Regions from separate parts of the Homo sapiens genome. Here all the other regions are linked to region 3. A link is a contact called in ENCODE Hi-C or POLR2A ChIA-PET data. All regions are on one chromosome and are shown on one strand. Each heading gives the region's core, a stretch centred on a gene start or an enhancer-like site at or near the end of the contact. The rest is flanking DNA. Distances are from core to core; before and after follow the strand shown.

Region 1 (4,733 bases), core at 1,097-3,596, 530 kb before region 3:
CACTTCCCTGGCAGCCCCTTCTGCCTGTTCCTGTCACCTGCCTGCTCACCCCAGGACCCTGCCACCCATCCTCAATGCTCCTTGAATCTCTTCTCCGCCTTTCTCATCCCTTTGGAATAATCATTTAAAAAAGAAACCATGCTGCTCTCTTTCCTCAGCCCCATTGAGATCTGCGCTCTCTCTGCTCCTGGCATATTTGATCAATCTTCCTCTCCTTCTTGCCGACTGTCAGGGAAATTGGAATCAGACTTAAACCTGTAATGAGATTAATGTTCTAAAGACAAGCATGTACCTTAGAGTGGAATTGGGGCTGCTGCTCTTTGATAATCTATTCAACTCATTTGGTTCCATCGTTAATAGACAGCTGTGTATTCTGTGATGATTACAATATACATTAATCAAAGACAAGTTACGCTGAGAGTTGAAAATTACACTTCCCTTTTTCCCCTTTGCAGAAAAAAAAAGAAAATATTCCACCACTCAGTGACAAGGAGAAAGGTGCTTAGAGTCGCAGAAAACAAGCAATGAGCCTTTCTGAAAGCTCTTTCTGAAAACAATGACAATTTATCCTGAAATGTCACAGTATCATTAAAATTGTCAAAACAAGAATGAGGATCAGGGAACTGGGTTGGAAAAAGAGTGTCCATAACTTGCATAAGATTCTCTGAGGAGACTTTATCCTCCCAAAAAACTTTCAGAAGTTTCTAGATCAATGATCTTCCAGGTTCCTCTTGGTGTTAACCAGGTGTAATCTTACATTTAACCAGCACTGGAGGATCTTCAAAGTCACAAAACCAACAAAGGCCACTGGACACTTCTCCACTTAGTATTCAAATGAAATTCACCAAGTATTGTTTCTTTTTGCATCCCTGCACAGGACTGGGGCCACTTATAATGACACATAAATGTGCATTAGGAGAAAAGGAGTGAGACTAGTGGGAAGAAGGCCTTCTGGGCTTGGGCTCAGATCGCTTGATTTTTGGGGGCTAGGTTGGCCTTAAAGGCACAGAATTGCTTCACCTTTCTGAACGTCGACATTGCTATCTCAGCAATGGGAAGAGCAATATTTACCAAACAAAGGCAAATCAGGGACTATAGTCAGCAGTGGGGGTAAAATGCTCCATAGAGTGAATTACATCATACAAACACACAATATTGCCCCAACAAAGCAGCTGGCAAGGTGAGGATGGAAGTGTGAGTTCCACATCTAAGTGCAGAGCCTGGGGCCAAGGGCTTTGAATGTTGACTTTGCCACTTGCTAGCACTGTGAACTTTAGAAGCTTAACTTTTTTCTTCCTCGGTTTCTTCATATTTAGACTATGGTCATAATAGTACTTACCTCTTAAGGTCATTGTGTCTCAGGGACACTAGATTAATTCATATATGTAAACAGTTAGATCATGCCTGGACACAGTGGACACTGGGTGTTGGTGATCACCACTATTCACAATCTGCAGTGGAATAGAAAACTACATGCACAAAAACCGGGGGCTAAACATCATGTGTTACAGCAGGGACCACCTCTATTTTGTTCAATCCTCTCTCCCCTGTGCTTATCTGATGTTAGAACACAGGAGATCAGCAAAAATCCTGAATAAATGCACATCAAATGTAACCATTGACTAAGTGAACATCAAATATAACTCAGAACTTCACAGCAGCCCAGCAGCCAGAGAAAGGAGGCAAACATCTTGAGTCGTACAGTTCTCAACAGTTGATAAAAAGAAAGACATACATCCCATCATCAAAAGGTACAAAGTTTTTCCTAGTGCCAATTTATAAAAAGAATGTATCACTTGGGTCCCAGGTTGGTGCCAAATACTCTAATGGATCTAATGGATCATGTCTTCAATAGGAGTTAACTAGAAGATCCAGAAATTTCTTCATCTGACTTTGGGTAACAGCTGGACCATAATATTAACAAACATCTCAGAGCAGGACCTAAATAAATAAGGTCAGGACGGGTGGCTTCTTTGGTCACTTTCATAATATAAGGACCAAACTCATCCATCCTTAGAGTGGAGGTTCTTAACCCATTTTAGAGTCAGAGACCTCTTTAGAGAATCTGATTTAAAAATGAATAAATAAATAAATAAAAACCAATAACTAAAGCCTCTCTCCTAAGAAAAACATACCTGCTCTCAACATTTTGCATACAGCTATAGAGGGGTTCATGGATCCCTAAATCTCATTTATTAATCTATTAACCCGCTAGGCATCTATGAACTGAAAACTAAGAACCACTTAGAGGGGTGGCTGGAGAGATGGCCCTGAGATGCCGTGTGTGGAAACAGCCTTTCAGTGTGCAGTGGTGCAGAAGCGCAGCCATTGTTCTCCACTGTCTCAGCTGGGCTTCCTGCCAGCAGTTGGCTCCAGGCTGAGCTCTCTGGCAAGAGCTTGGAGTATGGATAGCCTCTTTTTCATTGAAGGACAGTCCACATAGTTTGGATCTAAATAGGAAAGTGGTTTAGACAACCGCCCTTTTCACCACCTTCTCAGGGAGTCAGGTCATGGGCCTAACCACCTGATGTCACCAACATCCTTTAGAAGCAGTTTTGGAGGGTTCTCATGAGCTGCAGGTGTGAGGAAGACCCTTCCAGAGCAGGAGTACCTCATCATCATGGGTCTCGGCCATGGAGAGCCATGCCTTAGAGAGACCACGACCTTTCTGGCAGCAATGGCTTCTGGTATCCCTGCCAGAGAACTGGGCAAAGCTGCTTCCAGGTCCCTGGGGAGATTTTCTTGATGAGAGAATTGCTAACTCTCCTCCTGGATGTGGGACCCGCAGCTGCCAAAAACAGACCAGTTTGGATGCGATACAAATTTTCTGCCACTCTTTCTGAGCAAAATTAGACAGTATGAGAATGCTGCTTTTGGTCCTTTCTGTAACACTGGGTGATATTGGCAACAAAGCAGAAAAGTGCCTGCATAACGGCACAAAATGCCTTTCTGGCCTCAGCAACATTCTTCTTCCCTGCCTCAACATATGCTCATCTCGTGCTCCAACTCAGGCACTCCCTACATGTCCATATCATCCCTTGGAATATGAGGCAGCTTCCATTGGTTTTAAGTACATGACATTCCTTTCACCTTTCAATACTCCTCTCAAATACGACCTGCTCTTTGAGCCTTATGGGGTATTCCCACCTAGGAGGCCCACAGCACATCCCATATCTGTTGGCCAAGGGCAACCGTGCTGGTTCATTAGAGCTGGTTCCTCATCCATGTCATGGGGACAAATGATGGCCCATGTAGAAGAGTTGTCACGAGGACTGTGTACCTTAGCATATGTAGAGTGCTTAGAACAAGGCCTGCTGCAGGAAGTCCATGAGTGCCAGCAGCAATGCTAACAATGATTATAGCCAATTAACATCCTGCAAGCACTTTCACGTCCTTTATCTCAGTGAATCATCATCTCAGGTCTCTGAGAATGACATTTGCAAGATGTTGAATCTGAGTCACCTAGAGGGGAACAACTTGTCCACAGATGCAGAGAGGAAGTGACAGGACCAAGGCTCCCCACGCAGCCATCCTCGTGGCTCCTACCAGTCATCACAGCGCCGTGTCTGGAAAAAGTGGGCCTCTGAAGAAGCACTGAATGGAAAGGGGAAAGCTGCCATGAGGGGAAGTTTGCATGTTCAAACTGCCTGCGTTTTACCAGAGGGAGACTTTGTGACAGCCTCTTTAACACCCTTCCTCACCCAAATACATTACAAACAATGTTGCCGCAGCAAATCTCAAATGAGTACATAATGATCAGCACTGACTACAAAGGTGTTACTGGGCCCACCAGCAAGTGACAATGTTATGAAAATCATCCCCTAAGAGAAGATGTCCCCATCCAACTTGAGGGACCAAAGAGTCACAGGGATGGAAGGACTCCAGGAATGTTCTCACAGAAAGGAAAACTCTAAGTCATGCTGGGGATGCTGCTGCTGCCTTGCAGAATGAGTGGGGCCAGAGACTGAAGGACCACTCAGATGTCTGTACCCGTAAACAAATCCTAGTCTCATTTCTAAAATCCAGAGCCCACCTCTACAGCTGCTTACAGGGGTCTCAGCTCTGTGGAGAGGCTGCTGAGGATCTTTATAAACCTGAGATGGCTGATTTCAGCATCAGTGTCTAGGGGAGGTGGGAACTTGGCTTTGTCTGGATATCCAGTCAATATTTATCTTTCAACTCATATTGAATTTAGCATGAAATTTTTTATTCCATACTACCTTGATTGGTATTTAATGAGGCATGAGTTGGATCTAAGAACCAAGTTAAACAACTTCTAGTTCTCTGGCCCAGGCCTATGTGTAGGGACTATGATGGGATAGCCCTAAACCTATAAACACGTGTAAGGATATTTCAAGCCTATAAACAATTTTCATACCCATGCTCTCTTTTGATTCTTAAGGTAACCCTGTGCATTAATCAGGGCATGGATCCTACACACTATGGTGCAGAAAAAGTAAATAGCTTTGTTGCAGGACTTTTCCTTAGTTAGCTAAAGACAGAGTTCTTGTCCGTCCCACGGACACAAAAATTTAGGCTTGCAGATGGTTTAAAGGGTGAGTAAAGCAGGGTCTTATTGGATGAAAAGGGGAACAGAAAAGAGGAAATAGCGATCCTCGGCAAGGCCAGAGTCCCCTGCTGGAGCACTTCCCATCGGTTGTTTGAATTCCAGGTACCACACAGGAAGAGGAGGGGCCAGGCTCCTCCCTGTTGCAAACATCCCATAAACTTCC
Region 2 (4,221 bases), core at 420-2,919, 870 kb before region 3:
GGTGAAGAGCTTGGAGAGTCCCTCAACCTGTCCCATTACAGTAGGGAGTTTCCTCTTATCCGATTCAGGCATCACAAGCATTGTGTGGTGGATAATGGCCTCCCCTGGGGAGTTCCCTGAAAATTTTCAAGAAATTAAAAAAAAAATCTTGCAAAGTCAATGGAATGCAAGCAAGCGACTTAATAAATTCACACCCACACAAATGCTTGTGCTTCTTCATCTCAGCATGAAACTGGGTGGGGTGGAATATTTTTGAGGCTCTCACTTCCAAAGAGAGTCCGGTGTGGGGAAGGGAACAGATACCACTGAGAACCACTTTAAGGAGCTGTATTTCCCACATCCGTGGAATGCAAATTATCACAACCAACCATTTCACAGATGAGGAACCTGAGAGCTGGAGAACAGAAGTCAGTTGTCTGAGGTCATCTGGTTTGTAAGTGATAGAGCAAGGACCTGAACCCAGCTTCGGAGGGCCTTGCTTTTCCAGTGAACCCACACAACCTGCCAAGCAAAAGTCCCTACAATTTGGAATAGTTCTGTGAGGTAAAGGGTGTTTCCTTGTCTTCGGTGTTGGAAAAAAATGTAATCTCAGTATTATCACCCAGTGCCACCTCCGTGTGCCCATCCCTGAGGTGGACGTCAGACCTTCCCTCTTTGATGTACTCTCAGCTGTTGAGGTAGGAGCCAGGAAGGGCAGGAAGCCAGGAAGCTGGATTCTGGTCCAGCTAGGAGGAGCTGCTGCCCTCTGGACTTGAGTTCCTTCGTGAAGCAGCAAGGGAACACATTGGCAGCCCGGGCATGGTGGCTGAGTATGGTTTCTGGAACCAGACTGCCTGGGTTCAGTCTCCGGCTTTGCCTCATGTTAGCTGTGCAACCTTTGACCTCTCTGTGCCTCTGTTTCCTCATCTGTTAAATGAGAACACAGATACACCCTACTTCACAGGGTTGCTGTGAGGATTGAATGAGTTCATCCACAGGGAGCAACTAGAGCGGCATTGGTCTTTTGTGAGCACGCAGTACTCACTATGTACCCTGAGAAAGGAGCCAGAATCCTAGGGCTTGGAGCCATGCAAAGAGAAGTGGGGAGCGACTTGGCAAGGCGCTTGCAAGGCCCTTGCAGATTTCGCTGTGGCATACCCAGCTGGGGTAACCCCTTTAGTCTGGGGTAACCCCTTTAGTCTGGGGCTCTCTTCAGAGAAGCCGCAGAGTTTCATTCTAATATTTTGGCCCAAGTTCAACAACAAAAGCTCCTCTTCCAGGAAGCCCTCCTGGATGGGTGGACCAGTCTGCTCACTCCCTGCTACGGCTCCCAGCCCCCGCTGCTGATGCCACCCTTTGGCCTCAGACAAAGCGGGCACCAGCAGCGGCAGCAGCCGGGCCGGCTCGGTGGCTTTCATGAAGCTTGAGCTCCCGGGAGTCCAGGCTGGGCTGGTCTGCTTTGAATGCTATTTGCATTGCAATAGGCGAGCCTGGCCTTCAATACAGGCCCCTTCTCTTTTGACAGAACAGTCTCACAATCGCCTATTGACCGGGCACCTGTTCCTGCCCCAGACATTATGCAAATGCCGGCCAGGAGCGAAGCCGCCAGCCCCCCGGGCCATTGTGCATTGAACCCTGATGGCGCCCTGCCAACTCCCAGCCGGCCTTTGTTCCCTGGTTGCACTGCGCCACCCCCACCACTGCCTCCCGCCCGCCCGAGGTGCCCCGCCGAGGAGCTGCCCGCTGACAGCTACTTGGGTCCTTGCACCTGAAGAAAGGCCCTGTGGGCTGGAGGCTGAGCCCATGCTGAGGTTGGGCTTGGGCCTCCCAGGAGGCAGCTGGGCCCTTCATGTCCCCGGGGACCGCTGAGAGGGGCCTGGCAGGCGGAGGAGGGGGCAACCCGGACCATGCCATCTGGGGGAGGGGAGATTATAATAATCACTCTCACACATCTGCTGAGGGCCTTCCAGCCTGCAAAACCCTCTCGTGGCCGTTCTCCCTGCGAGGCACACCTGCCTCTCGAGGAGGTGGGCTGGGCATGGAGATTGTGTGCCTTTCACACAGGAGGGGACTTCGGTGCCCTGGGAAGGAGCTGGCTGATGTGGGGAAGAGAGTCAGGGCAGGGTGGGGGCTCACACCTGGGGCTGCCGGTGTCTCCGTCTCCCAGCCTTTGGACACTGTCCCTCCTAGTGGCTGTGACTCCTCTGAGCCACCATTGAATGCCCTGCACAGCATGGCTCCAGCCCTCTTCTCGTCCTAGTTTCTTCATCCTCCTCCTACTCTTGGCTTCACCGTCATTCAGACCAGATGGGGTTTCAAGGTGTGGTCCCAGGACCAGCAGCATCAGCATCACCCAGCACCATTTGGGGATGCCTGTCCCTGGGCCCCAGCACAGACCTGTTGAATCAGGAGCATGGGGTGGGCCCAGCTCTTTGAGCTTGGATGCACCTCCAGGTGTTCTGATGTGTGAGCAAGTGTGAGTATCCCCGACCTGGACCCTCTTCTCCATGCAAGCCTTGGTTGATGCGGTCACCCCCTACCCCTCTGCTTGCTTCTCTTCTCCTGACCACCCTTCCCACCCTCCTTCGGCTGGGCTTGTGAACATGACTGAGCCCCTGGCTGGTCCCAGGCTTAGGGCACTCCCATGAATGAGGCACATTTTGAAGAAACTCAGTCTAGTGAGGGCACAGCCAGCGCTGCCATTCTGTTCTTTCAAAGCAGAGGCTGCTGCTTTGATAGAGGGAAGTGAGGAGCGGGAGCAGGGGTGGATAGTGCACAGAGAAGGGGCACCCCACAGCCTGGGGGAATCCAGGGAGAATTCCTGGGAGAGATGGTGCCGTCACTGTACCTTCAAGGAGGAGTACGAGTATACATTAATGAATAACTCAAATAATTTTCAAATAAAAGACTATATATAGTGTGCAGCAACTGTGGGCCCAAGACCTCAGGGGAGGCCCCTGCTATGTGTGTGTGCTGCAGGTAAGTCCAGCTGCAGCGGTGGAGGAGAAAGGAGGAGAAAAAGTGATGCTGAGGCCACTAGCATGGCCCGGATGTCTTTTCACAATTTGCATGTGCTCCCATTCCAAGTGATTCAATGGAGAATCCCTGGCTACTGAGCATCCAGAAGGAGTTCCATCCTCCAAGAAGCAGGATGGGTGGGGGCTGCCATGACATCCTGGAGGTGGGGTCCCAGCATGTGAAGCCTGCTCCCGCAGGGGCACGTTTCAAACATCCTCAACAATGGAGCATTCCCACTGCTGTGGCCCCCAACCCACAGCTGTAACAACAGATGTCTTCTGCAGGGTGGTCCCCTTGGTCCCCAACTCACCCTTTACCCAGGTTGGCCACCTCTGCTCCGTATCCTTGCTCCAAAGGAGCCACCAGGTTAGGGCATAAGAGCAGGAGCTGAGCAGAGGACCAGCATGACCCTGGACACCGTCCAACATGCCCCTGCCAGCCCTTTGGCCTTGACAATCTTTCACCCGATGCCAAAGTGCTTTAAAGAGTTTGGCCCAAAGCAGGGAAATCTGATCTCATGAGAGGCCGGGGCAAGGTTTTCAGAGCCAAGTGTTGGGCTGGTCTCACGATTTGTCTTCCTCAAGTGCCGTCAGAGTGCTCCTTGCCCAAAAGACAAATCTAGAAGAAAAGTAAATAAAGTCAGCCTCCCTCAAACCACATTCTTTAGTGTGGCATTGAAGGCCCTTTAGGATCTGGCCCCAGTGCCTCTCCAGCATGCCCTGCCCTGGCCTCACCACTTTCTCATTCTGCCACACCTCCCAGGCTCTGACCCACTGGTTTCTGTCCCTGTGGAACGAAGCAGGGGCGTCATTTCCACACTCCATTCCTCTGGGTCCACTGGATTAACTTCTACTCAGGCTTGCAGACACCCCCCAGATGTCTCCTCCATTATGAAGACTTCCTAATCTATTCTATTTAAGAAAAATTTAAGCAGCACCTACCAGGCCCCAATATACTGGGCTTTGGGATGTGCTGCTGAGAGAGAAAGTGCCCTCTCTCAAGGAATCCCCAGTCTAGGGAGGAAAGAGGCCAGTGTATGAGGAGGCCTAAATGAGGGTTTAGGTGGGCATGAAGAAGGAGGGATAAAGAGAATTTAGGAAAATGGGTGGACCCCAATTAGAGGCCAGTTCAGTGAGGAGTGGTTTAAGACAAGGGGGAAGCCAAGTTTCTGGATGTGTGGGTGGTAGAGTCACCACTGAGGTGGAGAAGGTAGAGAGACAGGTT
Region 3 (4,574 bases), core at 809-3,308:
GCAGAGACCTCGCAGCACGGATGGGTAGACATCACCATGCACATATGAACAGCAGAAAGCCCTCCAGGTTCAGCTTCCCTACGAGGGCCGAATCCTATAAACAAGATTACCACCCCCATTAGACCTTCTCTGAGAAGAAAGAGTGACCTCTCCAGTTGATCTGGCATCAAGCTTTTTTCATGCTTCCACAAGGGTAGCGGTCTTGACAACAAAGCAGACCGCTTCCACGTCTGTGCCCACAGTGCCCCCTTGTGGGAGTCTGCATAGTGCATCACACGTCTTTATTTCACCAAGTGAAAAGGCAGGGATGGGGCAGTCTACAGCACTGTCCTACCGGGTCTCCACAGCTGTCCCCCTCTGGAATATCCTCCCCTTCCCTAAGCTCAGTGGTTCTCAAACTTTAGCATGCATCTGAATCACCTGGAGAGCTTATCAAAACACAGGTTCTGGCTGGACGCGGTGGCTCACACCTATAATCCCAGCACTTTTGGAGGCCGAGGCCAGCGGATCACCTGACGTCAGGAGTTCAAGACCAGCCAGACCAACATGGTGAAATCCCATCTCTACTAAAAAGTACAAAAAAAAAAAAAATTAGCCAGGCGTGGTGGCAGGCACCAGTAGTCCCAGCTACTCAGGAAGCTGAGGTGGAGAATCGCACCCAGGAGGCGGAGGTTGCAGTGAAGCAAGATCACGCCACTGCACTCCAGCCTGGGCAACTCAAAAAAAAAAACAGGTTACCTGGCCCCACCCACAGCTTCTGATTCAGTAATTCTAGGGTGGAGCCCAAGAAATTGAATTTCTAGCAAGTTCCCTGGTGACACTGCTGCTGCTGTCCAGGACCACACCTGGAGAATCGCTGCCTCAGCTAATCACCTCCACCCATTTAAGGCTCAGGACCATTTCTAGCTCCTTGGCAAGATGTTCCACAAATGCCCCCAGGCTTATCATAGGATGCCATAGTTGTGTAACTTTAACCAAGTTCCTTAACCTCTTTGAGCCTCAATTTCCTCATCTATAAAATGGGGGTAATAGTACTTCCCTCCGAGTGCAGGTAAATGAGGCCAGGTGCAGTGGATCATGCCTGTAATCCCAGCACTTTGGGAGGCTGAGGCAGGTGGGTCACCTGAGGTCTGGAGTTCAAGACCAGCCTGGCCAACATGGAGAAACCCTGTCTCTACTATACAAAAATTAGCCAGGTGTGGTGGTACACACCTGTAATCCCAGCTACTATGGAGGCTGAGGCAGGAGAATCACTTGAACCCAGAAGGTGGAGGTTGCAGTGAGCTGAGATTGCGCCACTGGTGCAATCCAGAGCTCCAGCCTGGGTGACAGAGCGAGACTCATTCTCAAAAAAAAAAAAAAAAAAAGGTAAATGAGATAATTTGTGCAAGACTTAGCTCAGTACCTGGCACATGGTAAACAATAAATGTTAGCTATTCTGTGGTCATTAATTAGCAATAGTATTACTGTTCATCTGCCAGCTTCTTGAGGGCAGAGACAGTATTCCCATTAGAGACAGAATTCTCAGAGGCAGAACGGATCTTAGAGAAACTTCAGTCCAGCTTCCCAAGCCTGAGCTCACCTGGGAAGCTTCAGTCCAGTTTCCTGAAGCAGCCTCACCTGGGAAGCTATTAAAACATCAGGTGCTTGGGCGCTACCCAGATCTACTAACTCTGAAAACTGGGGCAAGAGGCTGGGCATTTGTTGTTTTTGAGACAGAGCCTCGCTCTGTCACCCAGGCTGGAGTGCAGTGGCATGGTCTCGGCTCACTGCAACCTCCGCCTCCTGGGTTCAAGCAATTCTCGTGCCTCCACCTCCTGAGTAATTGAGATTACAGGCACGCACCACCACGCCCAGCTAATTTTTGTATTTTTAGTAGAGATGTTTCACCATGTTGGCCAGGCTGGTCTCGAACTCCTGACGTCAAGTGATCCACCCGCCTCAGCCTCCCAAAGTGCCGGGATTACAGGTATAAGCCACCACACCCAGCCAGCATTTGTATTTTTAACAAGCCCCCAGCCTGGCCAACATGGTGAAACCCCATCTCTACTAAAAATACAAAAAATTACCCAAGCATGGTGGCAGGCGCCTGTAGTTCCAGCTACTCAGAAGACTGAGGCAGGAGAATCGCTTGAACTCAGGAGGCAGAGGTTGCAGTGAGCCAAAACAGTGCCACTGCACCCCAGCCTGGGTGACAAAGCAACACTCCATCTCACAAAAAGAAAAAAAGAAAGCCCCCACCTGCCAGGTTTCGGAATTACTCATCTAGCCCGGATAGCAGACAGACACAGGGAGGGAAATAGAAGCCCAGAAAAGGGAAGTCTTTTGCCCATCCATGGCCCCAGCTGATTGTAAGCTGAGTGGAGATCAGGAACTGTGACTCCTGATTCCTGATCTGGTCCCTTTTTCCGAGTTATTAATACTTGGGGCCAGGCGCGGTGCCTCACGACGGTAATCCCAGCACTTTGGGAGGCGGGGTGGGCAGATCACCTGAGGTCAGGAGTTCAAGACCAGCCTGACCAACATGGAAAAACTCCGTCTCTACTACAAAATACAAAATTAGCCAGGTATGGTGGCACATGCCTGTAATCCCAGCTACTCGGGAAGCTGAGGCAGAGAATTGCTTGAACCCAGGAGGCGGAGGTTGCAGTGAGCTGAGGTCGTGCCATTGCACTCCAGCCGGGGCAACAAGAGTGAAACTCCATCTCAAAAAAATACGATAAATACTTGGATGCCATCTCATCGACCCATAACCTTCTACATAAATTCCCTCTCCAATATGCATGATGAGCAGCCAGAGCGTTGCCAAAGTATTTCCTGTGTGGAGGAACTCGGCATGTGAAAAGAACACACAATCCACTGCAGAACATCTAATTCTCCAACGTTTTATTTTCTTTAACCAAAACACTGAACAAGTGAAATCCTTAGCTTGGCATACAAGATCCTCCCTGATTTATTCTCCGCTGACCTCTCCAGCTTCGTTTCTTACCAGGACCTCACCTGTACCCTCTCATCCAGACTGTGGGCACTGGGAGGCAGGTCTCATTTCTGCCTCCCCTCAACATCTGGCATGCGGGAAGTTCAAGGGTGAGTGGATGGGGAAGGACAGTTGGATTAATGTATGGAGGTGTGTTCACAAAGCTCTAAAACCCAGGAGAGCCTCTCTGCCAGCACAAATGAGTCAGGTGTCATACTTCTGTGCTCTAGCAGCCAACCTGAAGACTATTTTTGAAATGGAGTATCTCCCACCAGAAATGCATTGTGCAAAACTCTGCTCAAAGGCATCAGTCATGTAGGGCCTTCCATCTTGTTGATTCAAGAGAATGCCTACCTACCCACTCTGCTCCCACCTCCCCAGTGTCATCCTCTCTTCCCCTTGCAGAATGACTGGTCTCACCTTGTCCCACACTGCCTGCTCCCATCTCCCTGCTTTCTTTCCTATTTTTCATGGCCTCAAATGAGAACTTTCTCCTGTGCATCCAAATCAGATCATGTCTCTTGCCACTGCTGGTGTTACAGTAATCCTCCCTTATCCATGGGGCAAACGTTCTTAGACCCCCAGTGGATGCCTGAAACCGCAAACCCTATCTACACCAAGTTTGTTGCTATATATACATAATTAAAGTTCATAATTTAGGGAGTAAGATATTAATAATTATACTGTAGTAGGCTGCATGAACTCTTTTCCTCTGAATACGTACATGTATTCACATTCTTGATGGGAGATAAAATGCCTATGTGGAAGGGAGAGGGAGGTAAATGACGTAGGCATGGTGACGTGTTAGGCTACTATTGACCTTCTGATGACACTTCAAGAGGATCATCACTTTTGGGTGATCCCAGACCATTTAGCCATGATAATTTTCCAGACTGCAGTTGACCGACAGCAACTGAAACTAGATAGGTGGGGACTGCTGTATGTCTCCTGGAAGCCTTCCAAGACCCAGCCTCCCTGCACTGATCTTCTTGGCTCTCAATTTCTATCACGTCACAGTCATACACTATCTGCTACTTCACAGAAAGGAACAGAAGCCAGATCATGGGATCGTCATTAACTACCTCAGAGCTTTCAAGACAGAACAGCTTCTTTATCCCCAACTTGCAGAACAGGGACACAGCAGGTGGTCAGTAAATTGGGAATTTGGCTAGCCATCTAACACTTGTTCAATAAACCCATGGCAACTGGCACCCTGCTGGCAGTCATGAGTTTTATATACCATTATATGCACAGTGCAAAGTAGCTTAATACTGGAGTGCCTGAAAAAATGCAGTGTTTTGGAGTCAGATGACTGCATTCCAATCCCATCCCCACCACTTCATGGGTGAGACACTGGTAAGATGCTTAACTGCTCTACACCCTTTCCAGCGTGGGTCCAGGAAGACATGCTTCTTGGAGTTAACATGCAGATTAGGCCGGGCACGGTGGCTCACACCTGTAATCCCAGCACTTTGGGAGGCCAAGGCAGGCGGATCACAAGGTCAGGAGATCGAGACCATCCTGGCTAACATGGTGAAACCCCATCTCTACTAAAAATACAAAAAATTACCCGGGCATGGTGGCGGGCACCTGTAGT

The links. Hi-C counts contacts between places; a loop is a spot of excess contacts on that map. ChIA-PET counts read pairs that join two places held with the same protein, here RNA polymerase II (POLR2A). Pooled maps may share reads with other maps.
Region 1: a loop to region 3 is called in a map of endothelial cell of hepatic sinusoid, with 4 times the contacts of the local background. The contact joins two enhancer-like sites. A Hi-C loop is called at or near these places in 1 of 168 maps with a recorded cell type or tissue (endothelial cell of hepatic sinusoid) and 4 of 50 pooled maps.
Region 2: a map of dorsolateral prefrontal cortex shows a loop between it and region 3 (4-fold over the local background). The contact joins two enhancer-like sites. A Hi-C loop is called at or near these places in 1 of 168 maps with a recorded cell type or tissue (dorsolateral prefrontal cortex) and 5 of 50 pooled maps. POLR2A ChIA-PET finds 5 or more read pairs at or near these places in 1 of 52 experiments (PC-9).

The regions. Positions count from the first base shown.
Region 1 is chr10:78,577,809-78,582,541 of GRCh38, reverse strand. No RefSeq gene overlaps it. Among named protein-coding and RNA genes, the nearest start is that of LINC00595, 310 kb to the right of the region's middle. Within about 2 kb of position 2,346, at least 2 of the 41 ENCODE cell types and tissues checked have a DNase peak (open chromatin) inside an H3K27ac peak, as active enhancers do.
Region 2 is chr10:78,911,224-78,915,444 of GRCh38, reverse strand. No RefSeq gene overlaps it. Among named protein-coding and RNA genes, the nearest start is that of ZMIZ1-AS1, 150 kb to the left of the region's middle. RefSeq lists enhancers at 1,142-1,662, 1,663-2,182, 3,927-4,221. Within about 2 kb of position 1,669, at least 3 of the 41 ENCODE cell types and tissues checked have a DNase peak (open chromatin) inside an H3K27ac peak, as active enhancers do.
Region 3 is chr10:78,043,140-78,047,713 of GRCh38, reverse strand. It overlaps a transcript of RPS24 not described here. Among named protein-coding and RNA genes, the nearest start is that of RPS24, 12 kb to the right of the region's middle. RefSeq lists an enhancer at 85-144. Within about 2 kb of position 2,058, at least 2 of the 41 ENCODE cell types and tissues checked have a DNase peak (open chromatin) inside an H3K27ac peak, as active enhancers do.